Regions from separate parts of the Homo sapiens genome. Here all the other regions are linked to region 3. The links are chromatin loops, found by intact Hi-C in ENCODE. Cell type or tissue: MCF 10A. All regions are shown on one strand. Each heading gives the region's core, and the rest is flanking DNA. Links, peaks and the distances in the headings are about the cores only. Region 1 has its middle 20 kb from the start of PRUNE2. Region 2 overlaps PRUNE2 (prune homolog 2 with BCH domain). Region 3 overlaps PRUNE2 (prune homolog 2 with BCH domain).

Region 1 (10,600 bases), core at 1,622-9,621, 110 kb after region 3:
GTAATCTCAGCTACTAGGGAGGCTGAGGCACGAAAATCACTTGAATCTGGGAGGCAGAGGTTGCTTGCAGTGAGCCAAGCTCATACCTGCCACTGCACTCTAGCTTGGGCAACAGAGTGAGACTCAGTCTCAAAAAAAAAAAAAAAAGGCCAGATGCAGTGGCTCACGCCTGTAATCCCAGCACTTTGGGAGGCCGAGGCAGACAGATCACAAGATCGAGACCATCCTGGCTAACACGGTGAAACCCTGTCTCTACTAAAAATACAAAAAAAAATTAACTGGCGTGGTGGTGGGTGCCTGTAATCCCAGCTACTTGAGAGGCTGAGGCAGGAGAATGGTGTGAACCTGGGAGGAGGAGCTTTCAGTGAGCCGAGATGGCGCCACTGCACTCCAGCCTGAGCGACAGAGCGAGACTCCATCTCAAAAAAAAAAAAAATTGATACGCTGATACACTTGGTGATTGCATTGGCTATCTCTGGCCTTTAGTAATGACCAATTGACATTGCAATATTCTTAACAAGGGGGTGCTAGAGGTAAAAACCTAGAAAAAGGATTTCTTCATCTCAAGTGGCAAACCTTTGGTTTCAAAAGCATTGGTGGAAAAGATATTTTGGGGATGCGGTGGTGATTTCAGCTGCACCCTTCAACTTACATTGAGTGGGCAACTGCCATTGATACTTACAAGAAAAGAAGGCAATGCAGAGACTAAAGCTGGCAATGCTCTGTAGGTCATCAGCATGGACAGCTCAGAGTCAGAACTTGATCTTACTTTATATTCATATTATTTAATAAAAGGTACATATTTTATATATGCCTTTAAAATAATTAGAATTTTTCCAATGGCTTTGCAATAACATTTGATGTCTGTGTGTAAGAGAATTATAGTCCTTACAGTCATGGGGCACAAGCATTCCCTGATGGCCTAATTTCACAAACAGCCTCTTACATCACTGCTGCATTCTTCCAGTGAGAATCAAATTATAGCATACATATGACAACTTAACATCATGTTCTCACATAGCAGTCTCTGGAAGCTAACTCAAACGCTTCTTTTAAGGGAGTTTAGTTTCTATTGAAGGCACTAGTGTGATTCCACCACATTTACTATACAGGTGAATTGGTTTCATAGAATCATTGAACTTCAGGACTCACACATTGAGTGCAGTTCCCCCCGGCCTCTAAACGTGCGCGCGCATGCGCGCACACACACACACTGATATGGTTTGGATTTGCGTCCCCACCCAAATCTCATGTCGAATTGTAATCGTCAGGGTTGGGGCCTGATTGATTCTTGGGGGCACACTTCCCCTTGCTGTTCTCATGACAGTGAGTGAGTTCTCATGAGATCTGGTTATCTAAAAGTGTGTAGCACCCCACACACACATCCTCCTGGTCCAGCCATGAAGGATGTGCCAACTTTCCCTTCACCTTCCACCACGATTGTAAGTTACCCGAGCCCTCTCCAGCTATGCTTCCTATACCACCTGTGGAACCGTGAGCCAATTAAACCTCTTTTCAATTACCCAGTCTCAGTAGTTCTTTATTACAATGCCAGAATAGACTAACACACATGTACTCATTCTATTCATGTGAAAACTGAGGCTTGTCTAAGAGCATTCAGTTATCTAGAGGCAAAGGGGCTATTCCTATGCTTTTATCAAGTAGAAGACTATCACTCTTTCACATGGGAATTTCTTGAGTAGCTCCTTTGTAAATCCTTGGCGAAAAGATCTACCAGGAGTGATTAGGGAAAATGAAGCAGGAATCTAGTTGGCTAGATAAGCCAATCAAGCTGTGGAGTAGAAAATGACAGAAAATGCATAGCCCTGTGGCAAAGCAGGACTTAGAATTCTGGAGACCTTAACCCCCAAATTCATGCTATTTTCATTATGCCAGCTGACTCCCCCCATTGATCATTTCTGATAGAATCACAGCTTCTTAGAACTAGATGACTCAGTGGTCCAAATCTTTATTCCACTGCAACAGAAGCAACACAACCACATTAAAAGAGTGGTTTACTAGCTACCAGGGTAGCAGTACCAACAAGGTCAGGAAGATCCCCACCCGTGGGCTTAAATGGAGTATATGGTATGATGATGGAAAATTAGATAAAGGACTCCTGGAGATTCTAATCACTCTCTCCCCTTCCCTCTCTGTGTGTCACCAAGTTCCCTGCAGATCAACAATGTATGCCAAAACAATTAGTTAAAAGGTTTTTATAAATAACAATTTTCCAAAGTGCAGAGACTCCTTGGAATTATTGCATAATTATGCTAAATCCCTGCAAAATTTGCTTGCCCTTAATGGACCATACTGACCTGGCTGAGTATGAAATATGCCCAAATATACCTGAAATTTCTTTTAACCTCTAAATGAGCTATAGAAAAGAAAAACTAGAGATAGCAACAGGTACTATGAATCATCAGTATTAGAATATACAAATTACAACTAGCACATATTACTGTTTTAAGCATCAGTATGGATTTTGAGGTGAAAATAATGGGTCCTCATATACTGTTAGGACTGGAGATTTGTACACACTTTCCAGTAGTATGCTAAATGTTTAATAGTCAGCTCTCCATAGAAGAGGGGGAAAGCTCTAATTTGTTTCAGAGTTCCAGCACACCACTGACACTTTCTAAATATATATATATAAAAGGTGTTTACAATGTGCCTGCCATCTGACTCAGAAAACCTACCCTTAGGAATGTATTAGCAAAAAATAGTCAAAGAAGTGTGAAAAGATGCATATGCAAGAATATTTGCCACAGGTTGTTTATGATATCAAAAATTTGGGCCTGATACAGTGGCTTACACCTGTAATCCCAGCACTTTGGGAGGCCAAGGCTGGTGGATTACTTGAGCCCAGGAGTTGGAGACCAGCCTAGACAACATAACAAGACTCCAAGTCTACCAAAAATAAAAAATTAGCTGGATGTGGTGGCACATGCCTCTGGTCTCAGCTATTTGGGAGGCAGAGGCAGGAGGATCACTTGAGCCCAGGAGGCAGAGGCTGCAGTGAGCCAAGATCATGCCACTGCACTCCAGCCTGGTTGATAGAAAAATGATTTTTTGGGGGGAGAACTCATTGCTCATAAGTAGGGTAATGTAGCTCTGCCTACTTACCCTCAACGCCCTGCCCCAAACCTTAACCCCTGGAAACCACTGATATTTTTATAAACTCTATAATTTTACCTTTCCCAGAATGTCACATAGTTAGAATCATACAGTACGTATCCTATTCAGACTGGCTTCTTTCACTTAGCAATATGTATTTAAGGTTCCTGTATGTCTTTTCATGGCTTAATAGTTCATTTTTTTTATCGCTGAATAGTGGACTCGTATTTAAAATTCTTTGAATCTCTTTTTCTCATTTGTAGTAGGAGTAATAGTGCCACCTTCAAGGATTGTCATGAATGTTTGATGAGATAATATATATATATATAAAGTTTCCAGCACATAGCATGTAGTTAATAAACATCAGCTCCTTCCCTCAATAATTTGGATATGAACAATGTGGCAGGCTGAATAGTGACCCCCCAAAAGATGTCAACATATCAATCCCTGTGAATGTGTTTCTTGCATGGAAGATGGGAATCGCAGATGTGATTAAGTCAAGAATCATGAGAGGTGAGATTATCCTGTATTATCAGATGAACCCAGTGTAATCACAAGAGTCCTTATAAGACGGAGATGTGAAGGTTAGAGTCATAGAAGGTGATGTGATGACAGAAGCGGAAGTCAGAGCAATGTGGCCATGAGCAAGGAATGTGGGAAAGTCTTCTAATGCTGGGAAAGGCAGGGGATGGATGGATTCTCCCCTAGAGCCTCCAAAAGGAGCACACCTTGGCTGACACTTTGATTTTAGCCTTGTAAAACCTCCATCAGACTTCTGACCTCCAGAAATGAAAGATAACAAATGTGTATTGTTTTAAGCCACTGAGTTTGTTCCAATTTATTCCAGCAGCAATAGGAAGCAAATACAGGTGATTAACCTCAACATTCTCTTTCACTCCCTTCCAGTGTGTCTCCCCACATAGAGAGTCTAGAAATAAAAAAACTACATTTCCTGGAATCTCTTGCAGCTAGGGTTCTGATCACCTACTTATCCCCACTTGGATGCACTTGTGCAAGGTTTGGAAAGTGGAAGTGAGGCAGAGATAATTTTCCTGCTGCTTTTGGCTGAATTTCACTAGAAAATATGGTAGTGCAGATATATTTCTGCAGCAGCATTCCAGCAGGGTACTTGTAATTCCCAGCTTCATGGGAGTCAAGATGCATCTGTGAGGAAAAAATGGCAGATTCCTGATCCTATAGCAACTTTCTGACTCCCCACCTTCATGGAAGAGGTAGTTGTTCCCCTAGGTGGTAAGCTCTCAAGTGTCCTGGGAGTCTCCCAAAAACCATCTCTTCCACCAGCACTTCCATGCAGCTAATTCTTTGTATTAAACATTTCTGCTTAAAATAACTAGAGTTGCTTCCCTTTGCTGCAACTGAACCCTGACTGATACAGTCTCCATTTGCACACCACCCCAGGGGAGGCAGAAGATGTCAGCTGGGAAATCTGGATATTCTGAGATAGCATACATCAACTGGGAGGCGACTCTTAACAACTCCACTGCTGTGTCTCACAACACACCAGGGTTTCCTGTCAATCATTGTATTATATCCTCTACTCACTTTTCTTTAACCAGGCCCTCTCAGTTTTGAGTTTTCCTCTTAACTGGGTCAAAATGGGATTACAATTTTGGTGCATTCAGGAAGTAAGGATTGCTTTTTAAAAAAACTTAAAGATATTCTTAGCTCCTTGGGAGGCTGAGGTCAGAGAATTGCTTGAGCCCAGGATTTCGAGGCTGCAATGAACCATGATTACGCCACTGTACTCCAGCCTAGGCAACAGAGCAAGTCCCTGTCTCTGAAAGAAAAAATAAAATTGTAAAGACACAGTAGTGAGTTGACTCCAATCTCCCTCCCCTGCTGCAACACTCATTGCAATGGTTCCTATACCTACCACAATGTGCCACCCTTGAATGAAGTCTGCCTTGCCATTAAAAAAAAAAATAGAGACATTGTATAACATAATGTCTTTTAGCCTTATGAAAACAATTTTTTAAATTACCCACACTAAAGAAGAAATAGGTGATTGGCAGACTCCAGAAACAAAGGACATTTATTGCTGTTCTCATGAAGAAAGATGAATGTTTAAAAGGTTAGAAAAGGTCTTAGCAATTTATTTATATTGATTTGGATGAGTGATTCTGAAAGACAATGTTTTCTCTATGACTCTTCAACCATGTGAATGTTCCTTAAAATGCATGGCAACCACCCTGTCAACACAGTTTTCCAAATTTCCCAGAAATTATTTTAAAATTTTTAATATGCTTAATCCACATCTCACACTAAAAACAAACAACCTCCACCCTCCCCCCTCCCCGCAAAAAAAGGCTTGTTAGAATTTCCAATTATGCTACAGGAGAATAAGTGCTAGGGAAATCATGGCCACTGGAATTAATACATTTAGTTAAAGTGATTTGGGAACTCAGCTCCATAAAACTTAGGTTATCTTTGTAGAGCTCCATCCTGCTCTGAACTTTCTGTCTAGTGCTCGACTCCTTTGTTTTTTGTTTTGTTTTGTTTTGTTTGTTTTGTTTTTTGTTTTTGAGACAGAGTCTTGCTCTGTTGCCCAGGCTGGAGTGCAGTGGCACAATCTCGGCTCACTTCAACCTCTGCCTCCCGGGTTCAAGTGATCCTCCTGCCTCAGCCTCCCAAGTAGCTGGGATTACAGGTGCCCGCTATCATGCCCAGCTAATTTTTGTATTTTTTTAGTAAAGATGGGGTTTCACCATGTTGGCCAGGCTGGTCTCGAACTCCTGGCCTCAGGTGATGTGCCCATCTCAGCCTCCCAAAGTGCTGGGATTACAGGCGTGAGCCACCGTGCCCAGCACAGAACTTGGCAATATTTTTCTAAGCAGAGCCAGACAGGAAATGCTTTAGGCCCTTTCGGGACAGAGGATCTCTGTCACAACAATTCAGTTCTAGTTCTACCCTTGTATGACCAAAGCAGTGAAATCATCACAAGTGTATGTGGCTGTGCTCCAAGAAAACTTATGTGTGAATAGTGAAATTTGGATTTTGTACAGTTTTGCAAGTCACAAAATATTATTTTTCTTTTCACTTTTACTCAACCATTTAAAAATGTAAGCATCATTCTTAGTCACAGGCCACACAAAAACAGGCAGCAGTTGGATTTGGCTCACAGACCATAGTTTGCCAACCGCTGCTGTAAGCCTGGCCCTGTCCCTTCCAACTTACCCCAAAATTCTCATTCTGATAAAGATTGGTTTACAGAGCCAGGATGGAGATGTTGCCTCCTAAAGTTCAGTATTTCCTGGGAGAGGAGAAACAATTTTATTTTGTCTTTTTTACCTGGTGCTCAGCCCTTCCCAGTCTAGCTGCCACTTACCCTTCCCACTCCAATTCTTTGTCCTTCTACACCCAAACCAGCTTACAGATCTCACCTAACCTTTCTCTAGTCACATCAGATTACTTGCCTTTCCCTAGAAAAGTCAGACAGTTGTAAACTTCCACGATTTTGTTCACGCCCTCCAACTAGCACAGCCTCTCCCACGTCTCTACCTAGATTTTTGCTCATTCCTCAGCTCAGTGTCATTTTTTCTTTCCCCAGGAAAGTGAGGTGAGGGCAATGGACCGCACACAGGCAACATGCACAGAATCGAGTGAGTGAATGCGCAGACCTGGGCCTCCTGGCTGGGAGGAAAAGGGTTTTGGAGAGCCATGGGGTAGTATAGGGTACTCCATCCACCAAGCAATAATGACAAATTTGGAGGCTGAAGAGAGGGGACTGAAGACAAACAGCTTGCTTCTGAATGTTGCCAAAGGCTGCCCTGTCCAGAATGGCAGTCATTGGTCTCAGCAAGCACAGTGGTTCTCTGATGCTACTGGGGCAGCAGTCAACAGCTCAGGCTTTCCTTGGCACATCCACGACCATGTCACCACTGCAATGTCATGGGAAATCCTAACAGAGCTAGCCTTTAACATTTTTCATAAAAATCCCAATTTCTTTTCCTGTTTCTTTTTATTAATAGAAAGGTGAAATAAACCTTGAGCCCATAAAGAGTTTGCTGATAATTAAAGAAGCTCAAGAAGGTAAAAGAAATGGAAAGGTTGAATTTTAGGAAGGAGAGTGGAAGGGCGAATTGCAAATAAATGACAATGTTGTCATCTTTCTAAATTTTCTGAAGATGAAAAGCCACATGATTTAATCACAAAAAGAAATGAGTCATGGCTTTGCTATGACTTACGTCAACATAAGCCATCTTTATCTGACCACTTTGATAATTAAAAAGCAAAATTCTGTAATACTAAAGTTTTAAGTGGACAAGATAGTTTTCAATTCTAACCGTATACAAATGTCAACTTTTTACTTTTACCCATAGTTTGCTAATGTTTCCAAAACACGAAGACCAAACAGGGCCTAGACTTGTGAACGATGCTCCAATCCTGTTCTCTTTATTCTAATTTTACCCATATTCTCTTCACAAAATGCCTGCTGAGCTATACCAGCTCCTAGTTCCTTGCATTTTTCTCTTATGAATTCTTGGAGATTATGACAAGATAATGAGACAACTGCAGAAAGTTTTACATTCATTTTCTGCTTAGATAATATTGTAGCCTGTACTGATAAAAATTTTCAGCCAAGAATTTCTGATATAAATCTAATAGTTTGGCCATTAGTGATTATTAGTGTCACATCTAAGAAAAATTCTGGTTGGTGTTATTTATTAAAAGCAATCAAAATGTGCCATTATGGTCCTAATTATAATATTTACTTGGATGGTCTTATTTCTCTGCAAGAAAAAATAATGCCAGGCAGCTGCTAGAACTTCTACACTAAGCATGTAAGAAACAGGGAGCCTCAGTAGAGTGGAATGATGTCCTTGAAGAGAGTTACCCCTTACACTTATAGAATGTTTTGTTGATAATAGTCATAAAACCTTAGTAATCGAAGCATTGCACTTTCAAAGACACGCATAAGGTTAAATGAGACAAAACAAAAACTAAAAGAACTTCTGTCCCTGAAAAGATGCTGGAATACCACAAGTTGCTGGCCCCACCTCTACCCCCAGGTCAAGTATTGAACAAGTAATTGAGCAGGTTTACCCTACTAGTTTCAGTTCTATTTTATTTGTTTTTGTCTTTAAAAAAAATTAGGACTTTCCTTATTCTCCTTTGAGCTTAGCAACAAAATTCAAAGAGTGTTTACTCTAACTTATCCATTATTTGGGTATTTTCTAGTGGGAGGGCATTTCAACATATCTAGTCTTGATAAGCTCATGGAAATAGGAAATCTCATAAAATCATAAAATCCTTTTTTTTTTTTTTTTTTTTTTTGAGACAGAGTCTCACTTTGTTGCCCAGGCTGGAGTACAGCGGCGCCATCTCGGCTCACTGCAACCTCCGCCTCCTGGGTTCAAGCAATTCTCCTGCCTCAGCCTCCCAAGTAGCTGGGATTACAGGCTCCCACCACCACACCCGGCTAATTTTTGTATTTTTAGTAGAGACAGGTTTCACCATATTGGCCAGGCTGGTCTCAAACTCCTGACCTCAGGTGATCCACCCACCTCGGCCTCCCAAAGGGCTGGGATTACAGACGTCAGCCACCATGCCTGGAAAATCCATTCTAGGCTGGGTGCAGTAGCTGATATCCGTAATCCCAGCACTCTAGAAGGTGGAGGTGGGAGGATAATTTGAGCCCAGGAGCTAGAGAACAGTCTGGTCAACATAGAAAGACCCTGACTCTAAAATAAATCAACAAATCCCTATTTAGGTTTACTTGATGATTTTTACAATAAAACCTGTGATAAATGCTTGTGGGGTTTTTTGTTTGTTTGTTTGTTTATGTTTTACATTAATTTTTATTTTTATTTTTTTACTAAAGTAATGCGTGTACTTTGTTTTAAACATCAAGTGGTGAATTTTCTAGATAAAGATAGGAAGATAAAAGAGAGAGACAGACATGCCAGGAAAATCCTGAAATCCCAAAATCAACAACTGTGCTGAGGTGCCCACCTGCCCTGAAGCCACCAGGAAGCCTCTGTTCCCATCCAGGAGCCACCAAGACACAACAAGCGTGGCAGGAAGCGGAAGCTCAGGACCTCGTCTTCATCTTTGGGGCTGTATGTTTCATTGTCCACCAGAAAGACCTCTTCCAGTCCCTCCGCTGAAGAAACTTTTGCTCGAATAAATATTTCTATCCAGTTTCGGCAACTTTGATTCTCACACAAACACAACCTCTGAAGAGGATGACCTCCACTTTTTGTAATCAATGACATTTACCTTTCTCAATTACCACTGTCTCTTCAAATAGGAAAGCGAGGTTCTCTGTGCCATGATGTGGGTTGAGGTTTGACATATCCCAGGAATTTGGGCTGTGGGAAGGAAGGAGCCAGCTTAGCTGAGTGCTTGCTATGGCCAGGCACACGGAGGGAAGTGAGAGGGGCTATGTGTTCCTACCACCTTCCAGGATCCTTTATTTCAATCTGCTAAAATGACTTATTTTTTGAAATACATAATAATTTCATAAAGTAGTCAGTGGGGAAAAATAAGAAAACCTTCTATACAAATATTCAGCAACTTTTGAAAATGAAAAAAATCAAGTAATGACCCACCCACAGAAACTATCCCAGCCATCCCTTCCCCCATTCTCACATCTCACTCTTTGTGCAACTGTGGAGGCCCTCACAGAGCCAAATGCCCCCACTAAGCTTTCAGGAAGGGCAAGAGCCAAGTAGCTTCACATATCACAACTGCAGACACTGGAAGTTTGGGAGTACTTGAGTCTGAGTTCAGAAGCTGGGGAGCAGTCTCTGACCTGAATCTCCTAGTGGGGAATGGTAGGTGTCGTTCCCCAGGATCCTGATTTTTTATCGATGAAGTCTGGGGATTTGGGGCCTGCTTCTCACCTCTTGACTTAGTATTAATGTAAAAGGACAGCAGTCCACCCTGCCCTTTCTCTACCCTTGTGCATACTCTAGAACAGTAGGAACATAGACATTCCAGTGCTGTGGGTGTATTGGTGTGGAGCTGTCAGGGAAGTGGCTCTGGGCCTTGTTCATCTCCTTCCCCCCAAATAAAGGTGTTCATCAGTGACCTACCTTCCTTTCTGTTTCAACCCCAGTAACCCTGCAAACATCTCAGTGGGTGATGCAGGTGGATGAATGTATGTGCAGGAACCTCAACTACCTCCTGCTGGGCACTGTAGACCTATGTGAGGTGGGGAGGGTGAAGAGTCCCCTTTCTCATCTCTTGCTTCCCCCAACAGGTGGATTCTGGAGTGTGGGGTTGGAGGCAGAGGAAAGGTCTCACCAGACCTAAGGTCTTACCAGAGCTAAGAGGAAAAGGAGGACATTCCATTTTCAAGCTTGAACAAGACATCTTTATAGATCTCCAAGTGGCACTCTGGTCACTCTTCAGCTTCAAGATGAGAATTACATTCAAAGCCAAGAATAGAAAAATTGCCTTGTCTTACTCTGCTCAGGGTTCCACAAAAAAAGCCATAGACTGGATAGCTTAAACAACA
Region 2 (10,600 bases), core at 1,452-9,451, 49 kb after region 3:
CCTTTTTCAGCCTCAAGAACTGCAGTCTTGGCCAGGCACGGTGGCTCACGCCTGTAATCCCGGCACTTTGGGAGGCCGAGGCAGGCAGATCACCTGAGGTCAGGAGTTCGAGACCAGCCTGACCAACATGGTGAAACCCCATCTCTACTAAAAATACAAAATTAGCCAGGCATGGTTGGCACATGCCTGTAATCCCAGCTACTTGGGAGGCTGAGACAGGAGAATCGCTTGAACCCAGGAGGCAGAAAAAAGAAAAAAGAGAGAGCTGCAGTCTTTTTCATTTAGCCTCCTATGAACATATGTCTAGGTCACAAATCCTTTCCTTGTATCCTCTGACCTTGTGGCGTCCTGTGTCCTTTTACTGTGCTCAGGCCTCCAGGTTGGAGTCATGCAAAACCATCTAAGAAACAACTGAGCCTTAGGAAAAGCTAGAAGAGCTTCTTCTACTAAATGATAAACATCAAAGGCAGTCCAAGAGTTTTAAAGCCCAAATGAGAAAGAATGCCCCCGCTACACACACATAGCACCCTACACTCACGTCACCTAAGGTTTATATCTTAATGACTTCATAAAATATGTTCATTATAAAACATTTGTAGAAACTCACAAAAAAAAACCTAATTCCCAGTTAATTACTATATTAAATGTATTCCTTCTCATCTTCTCTCTGTACTTCTATGAGTGTTCTCTTTTGCAATAGTGTGACCCTATTACACATAATATTTTTTAACTTCTCTTTTCAAAATTAACAGCCCTCTAAGCATTCTTTTCAACTTCTAAAATTAAATCTTGTTGTGGCCATAGATGACTTCTGTTTGCTTTTGTAACTCCAGCTGCCAGCCTACTGCTTTGCACACAGTAAGTGTTCAATAACTATTGAAAAAGTGAATGTATGAATGAGTGAATGATGATAACATTTAACAGATATAGTATTTCTTAATACGGATCTTCATACTTTAGTCAATCCTCTATTGTTAGAGATTAAATTTATAATTATTTATTTTTTGTGGTATAAATAAAACTGCAGTGAATACTTCAGAAGATAATTTTTGTATCTATCCCTAGTTATCTCTTCAGGATAAATTCCTGGATCTTAAATTTCTGGGTCAAAGAATATATTTTAATGTTCACCAGAAAGTTATAGAAATTTACCTTCCCATCCATAAAAATACCTAGTTTTCAAACCTTGTGTATTTGAACATTATCATGTTGATCGGTAATGTTGTATAATGCATGTTTATTATGATTATGAGTGCTTTAGATCACTTTTATATATGGACACAAAAACATTACTGTCTTCATATAAACATATTATTTGTGAATTTTTCTCTGTGTATCTTTCAGGATGTTTATCCTATTCTCATTGATGATTAAACTGCTAAAATATTGTTAACATATTCAACTCTGGTAACATCAATAAAAAACTATTTTGTTTTCTGGCCTTGGGCATTATGGAACAACTTGTTCAATAAAGTTGCATTAAGTATGCAATAAGCATGCATTATTTAATATGACATTATCATTTGAGTACTAAACAACAGCAGCACACTCTGTACAATATTTTCCCCAATCTACCTACTTTGCTTCCTGAAAATGTTGCAACAATACACTTCAGACTGAGCTAAGAGCAGCCTAGGTTCCCTAGCTCTTGACTGGACTGCATTTGCTCCTCTGCTTTGCCTCATGTCAAAATGATAATGCAACTTAAAATTAAATCTAAACTGTCACTGTTGGTGGGAATGTAAATTAGTTCAGCCACTGCGGAAAGCAGCTTGGAGATTTCTCAAAGAACTTTAAACAGAACTACCATTCAACCAACAATCCCATTACTAGATATACACCCAAAAGAAAAGAAATCATTCTACCACAAAGACACATGCACTTATATGTTAATCACAGCGCTATTCCCAACAGCAAAGGCATGGAATCAATCTAGGTGCCCATCAAACGTGGATTGGATAAAGAAAATATGGTACAAACACACCATGGAATGCTACACAGACATAAAACAGAACAAAATCAAGTCCTTTGCAGCAAAATGTATGGAGCTGGATGGAGGACATTATCCTAAGCAAATTAACACAGGAACAGAAAACCAAGTACTGTGTGTTCTCACTTATAAGTGGGAGCTAAACATTGACTCTACATGGATGTAAATGTGGGAACAACAGACACTGGGGCCTACCAGAGGGGGTAGCAGGAAGGAGGGTGTAGGCTGAAAAACTACCTATTGGGTACTATGCTCACTACCTGGGTGACAGGACCATCTGTATCCTAAACCTCAGCAGCACCTAATACACCCATGTAACAAACCTGCATATGTATTCCCTGGATCCTAAAGAAATACATAAATAAATAAATATAAATAAATAAACAAATAAATAAAAATCTAAGGTGTCAAACAGTTCATTATCAAATGTCTTTAAAAGTAAGAACATTTTGGTAGGACAATAGCACCAAAAAGAATGATAAAAGGCAAATAACAGAGGGGATGATAATATTTGCATAATAGTTGTACCATTTTGCCATTAAAAGGGCAATATTTCTGACACACAAAGGGTTCCTATATATTGATTTTTAAAAAGACAAACAACCCAATGGAATCATCAGCAGTGGATGTGATCGGGGCAATTAAGAGAATAAGAAATGAATATATGAAAAGATATTCAGTCTCATTAGTAGTCATGGAAATGCAAATTAGACCAACAATAAAATGTCTTCTTTATTTTGGCTCATCAGATGGATAGAAATATTATGACTGATTGTCATGAGCAGCCAGGTCTGGGAACAATTGCCTTAAAGAGGACCCACGATAAGCTCTCAAGGACCATGTGGTCCCTGTCAACTGCAGAATATATCTGCAATTGTTTTTTGAGAAGCACTGCTTGAGTTGCTCTAGATCAAGCACAGTTTCAGAGAATTGCTGTTATGTTATTTAGATTTGCTGAAGTTCAGTGTTAGCAGAGGCCTCAGGATTCACCCAGTTGAAACCCTTCAGTGATTTCCAAAATGAGGTAGTGCACCTCAGTGTTAGAGAAGAAACAATGCAAATGCCTATTTATGTCATCCTTTTACATTTTCTGTTTTTTAAAATATGTTTTACAGCCAGAAATGGTGGCTCATGCCAGTAATCCCAACACTGTGAAAGGCTGAGGCAGGAGGACTGCTTGAGGTCAGGAGTTCGAGACCAGCCTGGGCAACATAGTGAGACCCTGCCGCTACAAAAGTAAAAATAAATAATAAAAAATGTATTACAATGTTCCTTATATTCTAGTACAGTAATACACAGTAGAATTCAGAAATAAATGTATGCATTAAGATAAAGTATTCAAAAGACTATTACTAATCTCACTGTACAATGAACAAGGGTTGGAGACTGGTTTTTACAGCTCAGCCAACTGAGATCCTCAGGCCTTTGTGTCCCCAAGACTTCCTAAGGCAGCGTGCTGCACACAGGAGATGCTCCAATCAATTTTTGTCAGTGAAAATGATAATATCGGATATAATAGTTGGGCAGAAGATAATTTTTAACTTTCTTGTAATGTCTTTGTCATGTTCTTATGAAATAACAGTATCATGGGATAAAACCTTGTTAATAGCACAAAAGTCAAAAGTTATACTATAGGCTGCAAATAATCATTCCTGTCTCAACCTTAACAGGCTCTCATTTCTCTCCCTTCTTTCTCCCTCTCTCTCCCTACACACACACACACACACACACACACACACACACACACACACCAGAGCATTATGACATGTGCATTATGCCCACTTCATGATCTAAAGTTCCAAAACTGAATTAAAATGATTTTATAAAGTAATGGATTTTATGAGTATTAAGTCATCACATATTTTCCTCTTTTCTCTCAAGACAAGATTCTTGACTTCTGAGTTGCTACCACATTCTAATTCATCTATTATTCTGAAGATATAGCAGTTGCAATAATTTCATTTTTAAATATCTCAAGCAGTGTGTACAGGTACACTATTGAACTCTACCAAAACATGACTTGCTATTAGTACATGCACATCCAGCAGGCCCAATCCTGGGGCCTAACATAGATACAGAAACCACCAAATTAGAAGGGCATAATTCTAATTAGCTACCAGGTGTTTCTTAGCTCTGTCCCCAACACTTGCATGATCAATGCATGTCTAGCATAAAGTCACTCTGAAATTCAAGTTTAAATGATTTCAAGACAAAAACTATATCCATTATATTAATAATCAGAGGTACAAGGGTTTTGCCCTTAGGCACTGATTTTACATACAGTGATTTCTAACAAATTCCAAAACTTCATATAGTGTTTTTTGCGATATTTTGTAGTTATTATAGTGTCTCATTCGGTTGACAAAATGTGGGAAATATTTTGTAAAGTTCAAATAACTTCCTACTGCCTATTCATAAGTAGAATGACAACAAGACATACGCCTGCCTTCCCCAAGGGTTGTTAAGTATTCAACTTTAGCCCTTTTTGCAAAACGCTGGCAATTTTTGAAGCTGGGAGATGGGCACGTGGAGTTCTCTTTGGCCTCTCTGCTGACGTATGTTTGAAAACTTAAGTACAAAAAAGGAAGGAAGGAAGGAAGAAAGAAAGGAAAGGAAGGAGGAAGGGAGGAGAGGAAGGAAGGAAGTGGGTAAGAAAGGAGGAAGGGAAAGAAAAGAGAGCGAGAGAAAGAGCGAGAGAGAATGGAAGGAAGAGGAAGAGAGGGAGGGAAGTAGGGAGGAAGTTAAGAGGGAGAGAGGGAGCGGATGGTCAGAAGGGAGGGAGGAGGGAGGGAATGCCCTTTCCGCCCGGTGCTGTGAACAGCCCAGGCCCCTGTGTGCACATTCTTGACAACGGGTCATGTCTTCGGTTTCAATCTGTGGAGGTGAATCAGCACTCAGACTTGTGCCTGGTATTAGTCAACCAAATATTTGCTGAAAGAGTGAATCAAAGCAATAAATAAGAAGCCCAAATTCTGAGTTCCTGGGCAGCTATAGCCTAGGCTGAGATTAGAGTAGCAAAAACAAGGGAATGGGTTGTCTGCCATCCCACGCACCTTTCTCCTCCCCCACCAACTGCTCTGTCCTCTCCCACAACACCATCAACCCCCCGCCCCCGCCCCCGCCAGCAGGTGTTTCATGCTGTTCATGGCTTTCTTTTTTATCTTTTATCTTATGCGGAGAGGGTAGGGGAGAACAACAGTGTGTTTATGACACCATGGGTACCCAACAAAGAAAAAACGAACCGCATCAGACCACGCAAAACGATCACACACCACGCTGACATGATTCAAACACCATCTCCTGTGATATAACTGAACAAGGAAATTGTTCTCAGTGGAGCTAGAATTTAAGGCTACATCAGCAATACTTCCAAGAGCTGTCAGGTTGATTCAGTATCAGAAAAAATGACTGGAGGAAAAGTAAGGACTGAGAGCCCTCACCTTGCTTTGCTTTTTGCAGTTTTGCTCTTTTGTTGTTGTTGTTGTTGTTGAGACGGAGTCTCACTCTGTCCCTAAGGCTGGAGCGCGGTGGCACAATCTCGGCTCACTGCAACCTCCACCTCCTGGGTTCAAGTGATTCTCCTGCCTCAGCCTTCTGAGTAGCTGGGATTACAGGCGCGTGCCACCATGCCCGGCCAATTTTTTTGTGTATTTTTAGTAGAGACAGGGTTTCACCATGTTGGTCAGGTTGGTCTCGAACTCCTGACCTTGTGATCCGCCCACCTCGGCCTTCCAAAGTGCTGGGATTACAGGTGTGAGCCACTGCGCCCGGCCGGTTTTGCTTTTTTCTCTTAATCTTGACAGCCTAATGTTATTCCTAGGCTCTTGTGTACATGTATCTAAATATTTATCCTGGCTACAAATTAAGACAAAAACAATAAGATGTGGAGAAATAGCCCCAAATTCTGGTTCCAATCTTAATTCACTAGAGCACTCAGGGGTGCTTCCTGCTTTTCATGTCATTCCTTTTTCCCGTAGACAGGAAAAAGAAACCCACTCTATATGCGAGGTGGGTGTAGACGAGATTTCTTTATTAACTGTTTCCTGACAATACATCAAGAAAAAACCTCATATGACTCAGTACATACATGACAGGCAGTAAATGGTGGCATAGGACATTTATAGTAACTTATATCAAAAATGGAGAAAAACATCCAAAATAACAAAGCTATGATACCATTCGAAACTCTTCCACCTGTCTTTTTCCACTCTTCCAAACACGTTTCCAAGCCCTCCACTTAGAATACAGAACCTTCTGAAAAACAAACTGTTCATCTTTGCACAGACATGTGCCATGAGGCTGCCTTGCAGGTGTCCACACATACACTCAGGCCTGAGCTGGTTTACTGTGCCCACCATCCCTAGCAATCCCCTGGACAAGGTGCATACGGGAGGACCACGGAAGTTAGTTAACAGCCATTAGGGAATTCTGTAGGATAGAACCCTCCCCTCTCCCCTAATATTTACACAATCACATGTACATGATCATTCACAGCAGTGTCTCTAAGACAAAGGACTTCTGCCCAGGGCAACAGCCAACTCACCTAGCGTCAATATGCAATAGCAATCAGAAAAAATTGTTACGACTTCTCAAATTTGCCCTGAAGACTAGTATCTTAATAATTAAGCAGCCCTAATTTTTGGTAGGAATTTCCCTTCTATTCTAGATTAAAGTATTTTCATTTTATTGAAAAAAATTGTGATTCATAAATAATTTTACTTTAACAGATCCTTGGGGGGTGGGGGGGGGGGCGGGGGGGAAGGAAAGGCTTCTGCCGCTGTACACTAAGTTCCCAGAACTTTCTTTTGTGAGCCTGTGTTAAGATCACGTCCTCTTACCGCGTCGCCCCTTCTGTAGCCTGCTGCTGTGCGGCACAGCTTGCCCCAGATACTTTAATTATTTCTGCTCCTTCGGATTAGAAGGGCTGGAGCTAATTAGTCAGGTCTTCTCCCCCTATGAACAAGCCAAGACGCGCTCGAAGACTTTTCCCAGAAGCTTTGCTTTTCTGCAGTCAGCTTTTTGTTGTCATAAGGAAGATCTATTGCTTTAATACTCACGAGTGTAAATGTCTGCATTTGGAATGGACGTCAGGCCAGTGACACCACACACCTGGCATGTCTGAAACCCACTCAGACATGGCAGTAATGAATAGATAAGCGACTGGAAGTGGGAGGGAGGAGAAGATTGTTTCCAGTACGGTGCAGGTATGCAGGTTCACAGGGAAATGTGCGAGGGATCTGCAGAGCAATTACTGTACTTTGCAAAGACGACAGTTTTTAATGATGCCATTATTTATTACACTGTGTGTTTTTCAGTGACAGAAGAACTCTCACCTTCCAGGTGACCTCTCAGGATCGTTCTCTCTTTCTCTCTCTCTCTCTTTCAAAATATTTTGCAAAATAGAAAACCCTTTTAAAACTAAACAGTATCTGGTGCACAGTAGATATTCAAAAAATGTTTATTAAAATACACATTTTATAGCAGAGAACAGTGCAATAGAAAGTAAATGCAGATGCAGCAAGATATAGAAATGCACGCATATATAAATTCCATATTATTTCACTGATATTTTAAAAGCATAAACATGTTGATATAAACTGAGTATCATGCTCTATTAAGAACAAGCTCTCCCAAAGGAAAGTTTAAAGTATTCTAAGCATCAGAGGCTTCCCACCTTGGGAAAATACGGTTTTATGATTCTAAGTAGTAAATAACCTATTTTTCAGCTGCTCAAACATTTTCCTTTTGTCTTCTCTCTTCTATGAGGAGAACTGACTTGGGTCTCCAGAGCCCCTCAATTGGAAAATTTTTTGATATTATCAATTTGAATTTTATTTTTGTAATTTTAAGGGAGATCATTAACTAAATAGATTATGGAAGGGACCTTTAATACAGAAATGTTTTCTATCTTGATGTTCTAAATAAGTCAGCCACATTAAAAAGAATGCTGTTATAGTAGAAGAATATTTTGTTGCTTTACTTTTTTATTGGACTTTGAATAAAAAAATACATATCCAGAGATTAACACATGAAAAAGATTTTTAAATATTATGAAAACCTTAACAATACATAATAAAAATGCATCGGATCACCCAAATCTTTTGCCATAATAAATAGCTGTAAAATAGGTCCTATTAAATATAAATTCTTGTCAAAAGAAGAGAGCAAGACTCCCTAACTTTTTTTTTTTTTGCAACAAGGAGTAACTTTTTAATACACTCATAATTTAATTCGCTGATAATTTAGTTCCCTCTTTAGAGCCTCAGAGTGGAAAGGAGAGAGAACATGCTAAAAAAAAAATCCTCCGGCCGGGTGCGGTGGCTCCCGCCTGTAATCCCAGCACTTTGGGAGGCCGAGGTGGGTGGATCACAAGGTCAGGAGATCGAGACCATCCTGGCTAACACGGTGAAACCCCGTCTCTACTAAAAATACAAAAAAATTAGCTGGGCGTGGTAGCGGGTGCCTGTGGTCCCACCTACTCGGGAGGCTGAGGCAGGAGAATGGCGTGAACCCGGGAGGCGGAGCTTGCAGTGAGCCAATATTGCGCCACTGCACTCCAGCCTGGGTGACAGAGCGAGATTCTGTCTCAAAAAAAAAAAAAAAAAATCCTCAATGGGTTGGTTTCCAGATGTGGTGGTAGGGGATGTTGACAGTAAGATGTGGAGTGAGGGCAAGAGAAGACAGGCAGGTTTGACATCATCATATCCCCATAACTGAAGCAAATCCCCATAACTGAAGACAGAAACCTAAGTGGCAACAACCAGTTAATAACAATACGGCAGCAAAGAGTACCTCACCATTGCACAACTCCAGGGAGTGCCATTCACATAAAATCCAAAGTGAATGGTGCCTACAAAGCAACTGCTGGGCAGCTACTATGGATCATGTTGTTTTTCTGAGCCTGACATCATTTCACAAAATTCTCAGAACCCTGTGTGGGAATCCTACGTTATCCCTATGTGACAGATAAATTTGGTCCATATAGACTGTAACTGTCCTAGAATGAGGATCACCAAAGCCTGTGCATTTAAGGACCACCTCCCTCTCTGCCAGTCATCCATATCCCTGGGTTCACATTCATGGATTCAACCAACCAGGCATAAAAGACACTCAAAGAAAAACAAAAAAATGGATGGTTGTATCTGTACTGAACATATGCGGACTTTTTTCTTGTCATTATTCCTTCAACAATTTACATAGCATTTACATTGTATTAGGCATTATCAGTAATCTAGAGATGATTTAATGTATACAGGAGGAAGCATGTCGGTTATATGCAAATACTATTTCATTTTATATCAAGGACTTGAGCATCCACAGATTTTGGTATCCAGGGAGGGTCCTGGAACCAGTTCCCTGTGGAAACCAAGAGATAACTGAACTATGTTGGCTAACAGCTGTGTCTAGTGCTTTGGTAATCCTGGGCCTCCAAGGCCCTGCTCAGCCCTTCCTCACTCTATCTGCTAGCCATTTTATATGTGTTTTTAAACTTACAGTGGTCAATCTTGATTATCTTGGGGCAAATATAAATTACTATGACAATTTTTTTAAGACAGAGTCTCACTCTGTTACCTAGGCTGGAGTGCAGGGGCACAACGTCAGCCTACTGCAACCTCCACCTCCTGGTTTCAAGTGATTCTCCTGCCTCAGCCTCCTGAGTAGCTGGGACTACAGGTACATGCCACCCCGCCTGGCCAATTTTTGTATTTTTAGTAGAGATGGGGTTTCACCATGTTGCCCAGACTGGTCTCAAACTCCTGGCCTCAAGCAATCTGCCTGCCTCAGGCTCCCAAAGTGCTGGGATTACAGGTGTGAGCTACCACGTCCAGCCTAGTTACGACAATTTTCTTAAAATTACGCTGTAGATAGTGACATTGTAAAAAATGAAAATAGTCAACATTTATACAGGTGACCACAAACACCTGCATACATAGAAGGCTTCTATTGTTTGGCCCCACCTAGAAACAACAGATACCATGCCAAACCCACAAGAGTCCTTGGCACCTGGAAGGGTAGGCCCTGGAACCCTGTGCCCTCATGGCCAGCAACCTCCACTGAGGGTGCAGCATCTGCAAGCCCCACCTTCCAAGCATCGTCACAGGCACATTCAAACCCTCCCCACCGCATCCCCTCCCTGAGCTCCTCCTCAGCTCTTTGCCCCTCAATGGGCTTCTAGAAACGTCTCTTCTAAGAAGTGGAGGAAGAGAGACAGAGCAACGATGCACAAAAGCCAGTCTTTTTTCACCTCTGCTGCACCCTGCTACAAATACAGTACAATTACTTACGCATTACAAGTCATGGAAGAACAATGTGGGGGCGCAGTGGACAGGAGCCATTAATTGCCCTAAGTGTTGGGAAGGCTTCACAGAGGAGGTGACTTTTGCCTTTCTTCAAGGGAAGAAAGATAAGAGTTTCCCAGGCTGAAAAGTAGCAGGAGCCTCTACTCTTCTTTTCATGATTCTCATTAAGTTAAAAAAACAATTTTACATGATGATTATGGAAAACACACACACACACACACACACACACACACACACACACACACACCCTCACACCTCAAAACTCCCTATTGGTCAGAGATATATACTGAAAAACTTACAGGTAAAATGA
Region 3 (10,600 bases), core at 2,190-10,189:
GCCAGACTGTGGTAGGCAAATAACAGAAGGATTTATAGAAGAGAATGTGACCGGAAGCAATTTTCTCTTGATGGCCACCTTCAGCTCCATCCCTCCCCAGATGCACATGTGTCTCTGCACAGCAAGAACTGGAGTCTAATTTCGCAGTGCTGTGCCGGAGCTGACGTGTAACTGTTGGCAAGAGCTGACTGTTAAATTTTCAGGCAATTTGCAAACCCGTTATTTGCAAGTTAAACACAGTCATTATAAAAATTAAATTACATAATTTGTGTTAAGTAAATTATGTTAAAAGCAAAAGTAATACATTCTCAAAACTCACCCCTTCTTAATCGTGCCATTATATCTACTGTTATCAATGTTCTTGGGGTCATTTACATCTGTACAGTAGAAAGGCTATATAATGATATACTTCTGCACATCTCTTCCCAAATCTGTTTTGATGATGTCTTGTTGGTATTTTGAAATTGGCCATGGTAAGAGCATTTACGCTATGGAAATTGGAAAATACTACAAATCAGAGCTTGTTTTATTGGTTTATTGATTGTCATGACCAGGTGTTGGCAAGCTCTGGCCCACAGACCAGTTCAGCTCACTGCCTATTTATGAACAGCCCATGCACTAAACACATTCAAATAGTTGTTAAGTTCCTCCATAATATCCTCAGTTTGGGCTCCTGGAATGCAAAGCCTAAAATATCTACTATCTGGCCCTTTTCAGAAAAGAATTGCTGACCCCTTGTCTAGACTCGAGAAAGTCATGGAGAAAAACTATACTAAAGATAAAACATAAAAGTGTGTTGTGTCTCTAGTCATCACATTGTGACTAGCATACACACACACACAAATAAGGAAATATTCTTCCAGTATTTGAAAACTATTCTTTAATTCAGCAAAGAAGTCACTTATATTGTTGACAAACAAATGAAGTTCAAGCATATTTCTTCATTGTTTCAGTTTCTTGTAAAGGGAGAATCAAAAACATCAACTACATTTTTGTTGCAATTACACTCATTCATCGATTGCAATGCAAGAGTTACACAAAAATTAACTAGTTCATTCTATGAGAATTAATTGGTCTTACGAAATTTACAATAAAAGAATAAAGAGTATACATTGTATACTATATATGATATATTGTGTATATCATATATATCCTTTATGTATTTATATGAGACAGAGTCTCTCTCTGTCACCCAGGCTGGAGTGCAATGGCACAATCTTGGCTCACAGCAACCTCCGTCTCCTGGGTTCAAGCAATTCTCCTGCCTCAGCCCCCCAAGTAGCTGGGATTACAGGCACCCACCACCACACCTGGCTAATTGTATTTTTAGTAGAGACGGGGTTTCACCATGTTGGCCAGGCTGGTCTCTAACTCCCAGCCTCAGGTGATCCACCCGCCTCGGCCTCCCAAAGTGAAGGGATTACAGGCGTGAGCCACTGCTCCCGGCCATGTATCATATATATCCTTCATATCAGTAATATGTAAGAGTGGGTTTTTTTGAGAACCTGTTGTTAAACATTTACTAGCATACCACTGCTGATTCCCCTTATAATCAATCTGGGCTGGTCTTCGGGACTCACATGAATAACAGAATATGCTGGTAGTGATATTCTGAGACACCTGAGGTTAGGTCACAAGAAGAATTGCAGCTTCCATCTGAGTCTCTTAGAAAACATGTGGCACTCTCTTGTGGCACTCTTTTAGAACCTAAGTGTTATGCTCTGAGGAGCCCAAGCCAGGTGACAAGTACCAATTGAGTTCCCAGTTGACAACCATCTGAACACAACTGCAGGAGACACTCTGAGCAAGAACCCCTCAGCCAAGCCCCCTAAAAACCCATAAAACTATGAGAGATAATGATATGTGGTTTTAAGCCTCTAGGTTTTGGGGGTGACCTGCTACACAGCAATAGATAACTGAAACACCATTTTATTCTGGGGAGGAGACAGTGAAGGGGTAGCTAATTGGGCCCATTGCATCAAGATCCCAGGAATCCAAGGTTGGGGTATTGCAGTCCTGGTTTATTCCATGCCTTTAGTGCAAAAACACACATGCAGGCATGTTGGGGGTGGGGGACTTAATGAAAAGGGAAATGGTTATGAATAATATATGTCCACATTTGCATATAAATCTGCATCACCTAACACTTTTCTTTACATGTATCAAATAAAATACCACCTAATGAAACACTAACTGTACCTATTTCACTCACTACGAGTCAACCGTATTTGGGCTTCCTAAAATGGCATGCATCTCCTCCCATAGTTTTCCTCCTTTCTAGATCAAGCCAAATAACTGTATTTGTGGCTAGAGTCACTAAAGTTCCCTGCAGCCTGTTGATGAAGTCGTATCCTCATCATACCTTATTTCACTGTTTCATTCCCATTTCACAGTTGCCAAGGAGAGTCAGTGGAGATTTCTGGGACCTGAAGAGGGTTTATATCTGGGGAGGATCTATGTTTCATATACCCCCGCCCCAATCTTCTCTACCTGCTCTGTGTGAATACATTTTTATCAGAGTGTTTCAGGAGAGGAGGAAGATCCAGAGCACCACCCTATGCCAAAGAAAGCATGAATGCAGAATGTGTAACTTCATGATGGCTAAACCTTGGATCCCTGCTTGTCTGAGTCCATACAGGCTGCAATAACAAAACACCTTAGACTGGGTAATGTATAAGTAATAGACATTTATTTCTTATAGTTCTAGAGGCTGGGAGAAATCCAAGATCAAGGAGCCGGTGGAACTGGTGTCTGGTGAGAGCCTGTTCCTCATAAATGGCACCTTCTCACCGCATATTCACATGGCAAAAGGGACAAACATGTCCCCGCAAGCCGTTTTATAAAGGCACTCATGCATTCATGAGAGCAGAATGCTCATGATCCAATCACCTCCCTAGTCCCCTACCTCTTAGTACTACTTCATTGGGGATTAAATTTCAACATATACATTTTGGAGGGGCACAAACATTCACACTACAGCAGTGTTTATATAATCCCTGTTGCAAAATCATAGCTAGAAAAAGTACTCAGGTATTTTGCACCACTTAGGGAAATACTGTTTATTTACAGAGAATCATAACTAGATAGACCAAGTTTTGTGATTCATTTAAGTCCATTTGAAACTGACCAATAGGTAAAGCAGAGAAAAGTTGTCAACAGAAACATCAAGTTGTCTCCAACTTGAGTTTAGCTGGAGATACAAAATAAGAATTCTGCCAGGTGCGGTGGCTCACGCCTGTAATCCCAACGTTTTAAGAGGTTGAGGCGGGTGGATCACCTGAGTTCAGGAGTTTGAGACCAGCCTGGCCAACATGATGAAACCCCATCTCTACTAAAAATACAAAAAATTAGCTGGTCGTGGTGGCGGGCACCTGTAATCCCAGCTACTCAGGAGGCTGAGGCAGGAGAATCACTTAAACCTGGGAGGCAGAGGTTGCAGTGAGCCGAGATTGTGCCACTGTACTCCAGCCTGGGCAACAAGAGCAAAACTCCATCTCCAAAAAAAAAAAAAAAAAGAATTATATTATAAGCATTTCTAGGTAAAGAGATTTTACAGACTATTTTTGGACATCTGTAGAAGGCACTACCTACATACAAATTGTAAATATTCTAAATATTATCAGCTTCAGCCACTTAGTACAATTTTCCAAAGACAAAGTGCTGTTGCTGCTGATATGATAAACCATTCTTTACACAGGGATTTTTTATTCTTTCATCTCGGTTACATCTCATTACCAAGAACCACTCATAGCTCAATAGGAACGAAAGTCCACTTTTCTGGGTCCATGTTTCACTCTTTTATCCTGCTAATGTCCTCAAGAAGCTAGGAATTATCCGTTCTAAATTAGTTTAAAATTGTAATTCACACTTCAAATGCCTCACACCGACTGACTGTTAAATCCACACAATCAAAGTTACCTAACTGTATTTGTCATTTGCTTTAAGTGCTTTTGGAATTTTCGACAAAATATGAACTAAGAACTCCTAATTCCCCAGCTACTCGGAGTTTGGTTATTTGGAGTTACTATAGTGCTCAAAAGTAATGCTGTTTTCATTTCAGTAAAAAATCTCTACCATTAAAATTTTTCACTAACTGACTGGGATGCTCTATATTTTGAACACAAATTTGAAAAGGCTAAATCACAGCAAGAAAAACCAGAACACCCACATCCTTGAATTCTAGAGACAGTCTGAGAAAAAAACAGACTTTTTCCTTCCTACACGATCTGTCCTATCCAATCCTTCTTTCCATAATCCTTTTTCCTATTACTTTTATCTACTTGACTTATCTTGCCAAATCTTCTCTGTATCAGGCACCAATAATTAGCTTCACAATGAGCACCTAGAACTTGGATTATGTTTATAGTTCAAAAATTAAAATGATTTTTTCAGGAAGCAAAGGTGTGAAGACTAAGAGGAAGAAAGTTTGGTACAAAGAGTAGGGAAAGAAGAATGCTAACCAAGGATTGCTTAAGGATGTCTAGGCTGTCTGACACCCTGAGTTTGGGGCAATGACTGATAGCTGATGACTTACTAGTGAACCCCTGAGTGGGCTCAAATTCTAATTAGTCTTGCATGCTGGCACCATGACCCAAGCAGTATACACAGGGCTAGAATAGGACTGGCCTGGGATTTGGGTCCTGGCTCTACAGATTAGAAAAATGATTTAACCTCTTTAGATTCCAATGTCCTTACCTCTAAGATAGAGATTATGGCAGACACTGGCTAATTATTTTCCAAATTGGTTCCTTTTCATGGGCACATCTATTTGATGACATTTTTCAGCCTCCCTCCAGTTACATGTGACCATGTGACTGAGCCAATGAAATATGAGCAGAAGTGATGAGTGTCACAACCAGACCAGATCCATAAAAAACTCCACCCTTGGCCCTCCAAGCTCTTCTCCCTGTTGACAGATAAACTGGAGATGTCCTCCTGAGCAACCTTGGAAACCACATATTGAAGATGGTCTCTGAATCACCCCTGGCCACCTGACTGGGAACACCAAATAGGATTGCTACATGAGTGAAAAATAAACAATTTCTGGGCTGAGTCACTGAGACTTGTTTATCTGTTCCAGCTGCTGGAGCTACCTTCACCAATACAGGGGTAATCATAGTACCTTTTACTGGGAGGATTAAGTGAGATAATGCTTACTCAACTGCCAGGTACACGGTAAGCACTCACCATCATCAACTTTTACTGTAGCAAGGAAGAGTTTACAGACCTGAACCCAGAAAGAAATGGATGCACTCAGGATTTAGAACCTAGAGGAGAGTTTTCACATATTTCTATTAGTTGGGCAAAATGGCTTTGAAAAGTCATCTTTTCAAAATATTTCAATATGCAAATCATATGCTCACCAATATGCTAAGCAATATGCTAAAGATTTACTAGTGATTTGCTGACCAAAATCAAATCATTCACATATTTTGAAAAGGTGAACTGGTTCAAGACCAGTTCAAAACTAACATATGCTCCCCCAAGAAACGCTATGCACTCTTTCACAAAATAAGAGAGTTAAATACTCTACAGGTACTTTCATCTTGGCCACCAACAAACTCCAAGCTCAATGAGAAATCATATTGTGTGCATAAAATTGGTAAACCAGATTTCAGACTGGTGCGCTGAGTCTCAAATCCTTGGTTACAGTGGCTCACTTATGCTTCACTGAGGCCTGAGTAAACGTTCCCTTTTGTCAGGAAGGAGTTTAGCAGTGATCTTGGGAATTCATTCTGGTCTGTGCTTTGAATGCTAATGGAAAACATTAGTATTTTCCCCTGGGCAGTACTCCAAGGTGCAGTATGGCTGGTAATCTCTGTGCAGGGCAGAATGAGTCAGCGGCCTCTGAGTCACTTTACCAGGATGCATCCCAGGCTTCACACAGCAGAGTGGCTGGTCATGAGGAGGTCTGAGGCCCAGAGCACAGCAGAACAGCCCAGAAAGAAAGAGAGAAAACGGCCCTGAACAATTCCCTCAGACTCCAGTTCTGAAGAAAGGAGATAAAATGCCAACAGCTGAAAGTCCTCACCGTTCCTCATTTAAAGGAAATTGATATGAAATAAAAATGTGGGAGCAACAGATGAAATATGCTTACCAGGCAGCAGGTTCATACAGGCAATCTTAAAATTTTAAGTTTTATTCTTTTAAGTTGTCTGAAAAATGACTACTGTCACAGTAGTATACATTAGGGGTTGAATTTTGTCCCACAAAAACTTTTATGTTGAAGTCCTAACTCTCAGCACCTCAAAATGTGACCTTATTTGGAAATAGGGTTGTTGTAGACATAGTAAACTAAGATGAGGCCAGGCGCCATGGCTCATGCCTGTAATCCCAGCACTTTGAGAGGCTGAGGCGAGTTGATCGTTTGAGCCCAAGAGTTTGAGACCAGCCTTGGGCAACATGGCAAACCCCATCTTTACAAAAAATGCAAAAATTAGCTAGGTGTGGTGTGCACACCTGTAGTCCCAGCTACTCAGGAGGATGAGGTGGGAGGATCCCTTGAGCCCGGGAGGTGGAAGTTGCAGTGAGCCTTGACTATGCCACCGCACTACAGCCTGGGCAACAGGGCAAGACGCTGTCTCAAAAAAATAAATAAATAAACTAAGATAAGATTACTAGATGGGTCCTAATCTATTATGTATCCTTATGAAAAGGGGAAATTTGAACACAGAGACATGCATAGAGGGAAGGTGATGTGAAGATGAAGGCAGAGATCCAGGTGATGCTTCTATGCACCAAGAACACTACAGATTACCAGCAAACCATCAGAAGCTAGGGGACAGGCATGGAGCAGATTCTCTCCCACAGCTCTTGGAAGGAACTTATCCTACCAACGCCTTGATCATGGACTTCTAGCCTCTAGAGCTGTGAGACAATAAATTTCTATTGTTTAAGACGTCTAGTTTGTGGTTCTTTGTTATGCCAGCTCTAGCACACTGATACAGCACATACACAAGAATAAATCATACTGCAATTGATCATAATAAAAAGTGATCAAGTCAGTGCATGGCTATTGTCCTTCCTGAGTAAAGACGCTAATAATGACTAACAGTCTTTTGGGAGATGCTTAAAGAAGATGTAATAACATTTGGTGTCAGCAAGGGAACCATTAATGTACTGCCGTGAGCAACCTTGCTTCAGTGGCACTTCATTAGAATGAAAAGATGTTTCTTCCCCTTAACGTTTTAATATACTGCTTTACTAGGGAGTAAACTAGGCCCAAGAAGTATAATCATTACCAGTTCTGCTGGCAAGGGAATAAAGGCAACGTTTGCTCTTTGATATCCATAAATTCTCTTCTGATGATCAAATCAACAAGCAACAAAAAGGCCACAAAGGATCAGGTGTAACAATAATCAACAAAGGGGATTCCAATATGTCATGTGCATTCCCCCACAAGACGCATGCTACTTTCACACTTGGAATGGCTTGGAGGCTGAGCGAAATGAGACTGCAGTTATCTTTTCCCACAGTCCCCTTATTAAGAAGAGCTGCCCCTCTGGCCATGCCTCTGATAAGGCCATTTCTACACACCGCCCCTCAAAATCTCATCCATTCTGACTTCCTGTACTGAGCAAAGCATTGAAACTCTATTATTGTAATTACTTGCTTTTTATGTATTTCATTCAGTAACTTATATAACAATGAATATTTGTGAGATAACTACAATAAAAATGAGAGACAAGGGGTTTAGAAGCTTTCTTCTTATCAGAGTGCCAGATAACCTATAACTATTGAAGGCAGTGGTTTCTACCTCCCAAACTCAATGGTTCCCTCTGAAGAGCATGCTGTGTAAGTTACAGGGAGATAAATCTTTCTAATTTTCTGAATACTTCTACCCAAGAAAATTAACTGGGTCATCAGCCGTATAAAGGCCATGACTTACACAACGGTAGAATTACAGCATTGCAAAGAACCATTGAAAATGCAAGGAATCTTCATTCCCATATCCCCGACATGCTGCAGAACCTATAGTTGATTTCTGCCAGTGACAACAGCTAACGACTTTGCAAAGCCTCCCACTCCGTTTTTGGAGAGCGGGATAAGCATACTTTCTATAAATATGTGGGCCATTTTTCATCTGCTTGATGTTATCCTTCAACCATAGTTGTCTGGAAGAAACTGGTTGGGAGAGGAAAAAGTAGGCTGCTTTGGATGCCTAGCTAAGTGGCTTTGCTTTCCTAGCTGATTTATTTAAATCCAAAAGGAAATATAAATCAGATAGCAAAGGGGCGAACTGCAAACACCCATAAGTATTAACTAAATATTTGCATTTACTAAGCATCTACTATGTGCCATCACTGTTACAGAAAACTGAAGAGAGAGAGAAGTCAGATACCATCAGTACCCTCAATTAATTTAAAATACTATCAGACCATGATTAGAAATATTAAACAAATTCAAAAGCAACGGAAGATCTAATGTAAAGAGTGAAGTCCTAAGTTGGTCACCTAGACTACATTTAGCTAGAGTTCAGAGGGTGGTAATAAAAAATAGTGAATCTGTAAGAGTTATCATGATGCACCTTGGTTGACCATGCTTTGGAGGATGAGCAAGATTCGGAAAGTCATAGGAACTAAGAAGGTTTCTTTGAGAATACACCTAGATTCAAAGAGCAATTATATAACTGTTCCAAAATCCACAAAATAAGATTGTGAGGATTCTGTCAATATTTTTTAAAGTGAGGTTAATGGGAATGAGAAAGGAATGCTGAAATATAATCAAATATGAGTAGGGATTGGGAAAATACCACTGCATCACAGGACAATCTACAGAGAAAATTAAACTCTGACATTAACTTGGGAATTTTTCCAGCAGACAGATTGGATAACTGATTTGCATTTTTTCTTTCAAGGAAGATACAGGATGTTACTAAGGAGGTTTTTTTTTTCCACTTCTCAGTCATCTTTAATATCCCCATTATGCAAAAGTGAAAAGTTCTCATTCAGCCTATAAGAGTTTAAACTGTGTACCCTTCTTTATTATACACAAATGTCCTCCTTTCCTCCAAGATCATATAACACTTTCAGAGATGTGCTTAACCACCTGATTAATTACTGGACCTCTGTAAATTACTTTCAAGATTAAGATGATTATTTTATCACTTATTCTGCTTGATAGACATTTACAGTTTAACACATCTGACAAAGCCATTTGCATACCCCTATAATATAAATTGAGGTACATTAAAGCTACAGTAAGTCTGTAATATGAATAGCCTTAAAATAATTTGCTAATTACAGACAGTTCCCTAAGCAATTACAAGACATTCTATGTTAATTTAGGAAGGAATTCCAAACAAGGCATTTAAAACCTAATAAGATGCCATTAAATGAAGGAAGACAGAGGAGAGGGGAACAGAGAAAGAAAACCCTAAGGCTTGAACTAGTAGAAATGATTCTTAGAGCTACTGACCCTTGCAAGATCCATGTTTTCCTTGGGTTCTTAGGCACAAAGCAGAGTTCTAATTGATGGTGATTATATAGTTACTACCTCACAAATTGAATATATTTGTTGAATTGATTCACATCAATAACTAGTCATATGGAGCACTTATCAATCTGAAAGTCCATAGAAACAGTTGAGTCAATTTATCAAGTGCATACAATGAGAACATGCTCTGTAAACTGTGAGGTGCCACCAAACATCACAGTTTGCCTCCTAGTTTTCATACAGATTTATAAGCTGAATTATAATGCGTATGAACTGGAAATAAATTTGACAAAAAGATCACGAAAAGAAAGCACCTGGCTTGCTCTTGGGTTTTCTGAGGATGTAGACACCAATATGAGTGCCTGCTATTCCAGAGAAATATACACATTGATATAGTCAACATCACCATGAGAAAAAGAAGAATAGGTCGGGTGTGGTGGCTCACGCCAGTAATCCCAGCACTTTGGGAGGCCAAGGCAGGCAGATCATTTGAGGTCAGGAGTTCAAGACCAGCCTCACCAATATGGTGAAACCCTGTCTCTACTAAAATACAAAAATTAGCCAGGAGTGGTGGCGGGCGCCTTTAATCCCAGCTACTCAGGAGGCTGAGGCAGGAGAATCACTTGAACCCAGGAGGTGGAGGTTGCAGTGAGCTGAGATGGTGCCACTGCACTCCAGCCTGGGTGACAGAGCAAGACTCCACCTCAAAGAAAAAGAAAAAAAAAAGAATGGCAACACACAATTCTAAAAACCAAAACACAAATTCCTATAGAGCATATTTCATCTCCATAAACTCGACCTAAGAGCTAAGTGCCCAACCAAATGTAGATAACCTGGTAAAGACAATACAACAGTAAAGAAATACACAGACTTCTACAAATGCACAAATGTGCCTCTGTAAAATATAGTTCCCATTAGTTAGGTTAATTAAGATTAACATATAAGTCATTGAAAACTCCCAAAGTAGACAAAAGATAACTCACCAAGGAAACACACAAAGACAAAAGTAGCATTCGCTCTGAGCCATTCAGTTAACAGTTTGGAAGGAGGTTCCTTGTTAAGTAATACTTGAGTTGTCACCACTGATTACCAAAATGGCATGCATTCAAATAGTTTTGAAGATCAAAAGACAACTTGCTTTTTTTTCTTTTTTCTTTTTTTTTTT

The links. Hi-C counts contacts between places; a loop is a spot of excess contacts. Peaks named below come from ENCODE experiments on the same cell type or tissue, not always from the same donor. Only the 100,000 strongest peaks of a DNase experiment are listed, where the experiment ranks them.
Region 1: it touches region 3 in a loop (3-fold over the local background); 4 of 110 quality-filtered maps call a loop at or near these places.
Region 2: a loop joins it to region 3, with 2.7 times the contacts of the local background. A loop is called at or near these places in 9 of 110 quality-filtered maps.

What each region holds. Positions count from the first base shown.
Region 1 is chr9:76,920,420-76,931,019 of GRCh38, forward strand. No RefSeq gene overlaps it. Among named protein-coding and RNA genes, the nearest start is that of PRUNE2, 20 kb to the left of the region's middle. In MCF 10A, for the core only: no CTCF peak of the experiment used is centred there; a DNase peak (open chromatin) is centred at 6,072.
Region 2 is chr9:76,862,108-76,872,707 of GRCh38, forward strand. All of the region lies in intron 1 of PRUNE2 (prune homolog 2 with BCH domain), which reads right to left. Among named protein-coding and RNA genes, the nearest start is that of PRUNE2, 39 kb to the right of the region's middle. In MCF 10A, for the core only: no CTCF peak of the experiment used is centred there; a DNase peak (open chromatin) is centred at 4,854.
Region 3 is chr9:76,812,666-76,823,265 of GRCh38, forward strand. All of the region lies in intron 6 of PRUNE2 (prune homolog 2 with BCH domain), which reads right to left. Among named protein-coding and RNA genes, the nearest start is that of PCA3, 54 kb to the left of the region's middle. In MCF 10A, for the core only: no CTCF peak of the experiment used is centred there; DNase peaks (open chromatin) are centred at 5,006 and 5,826.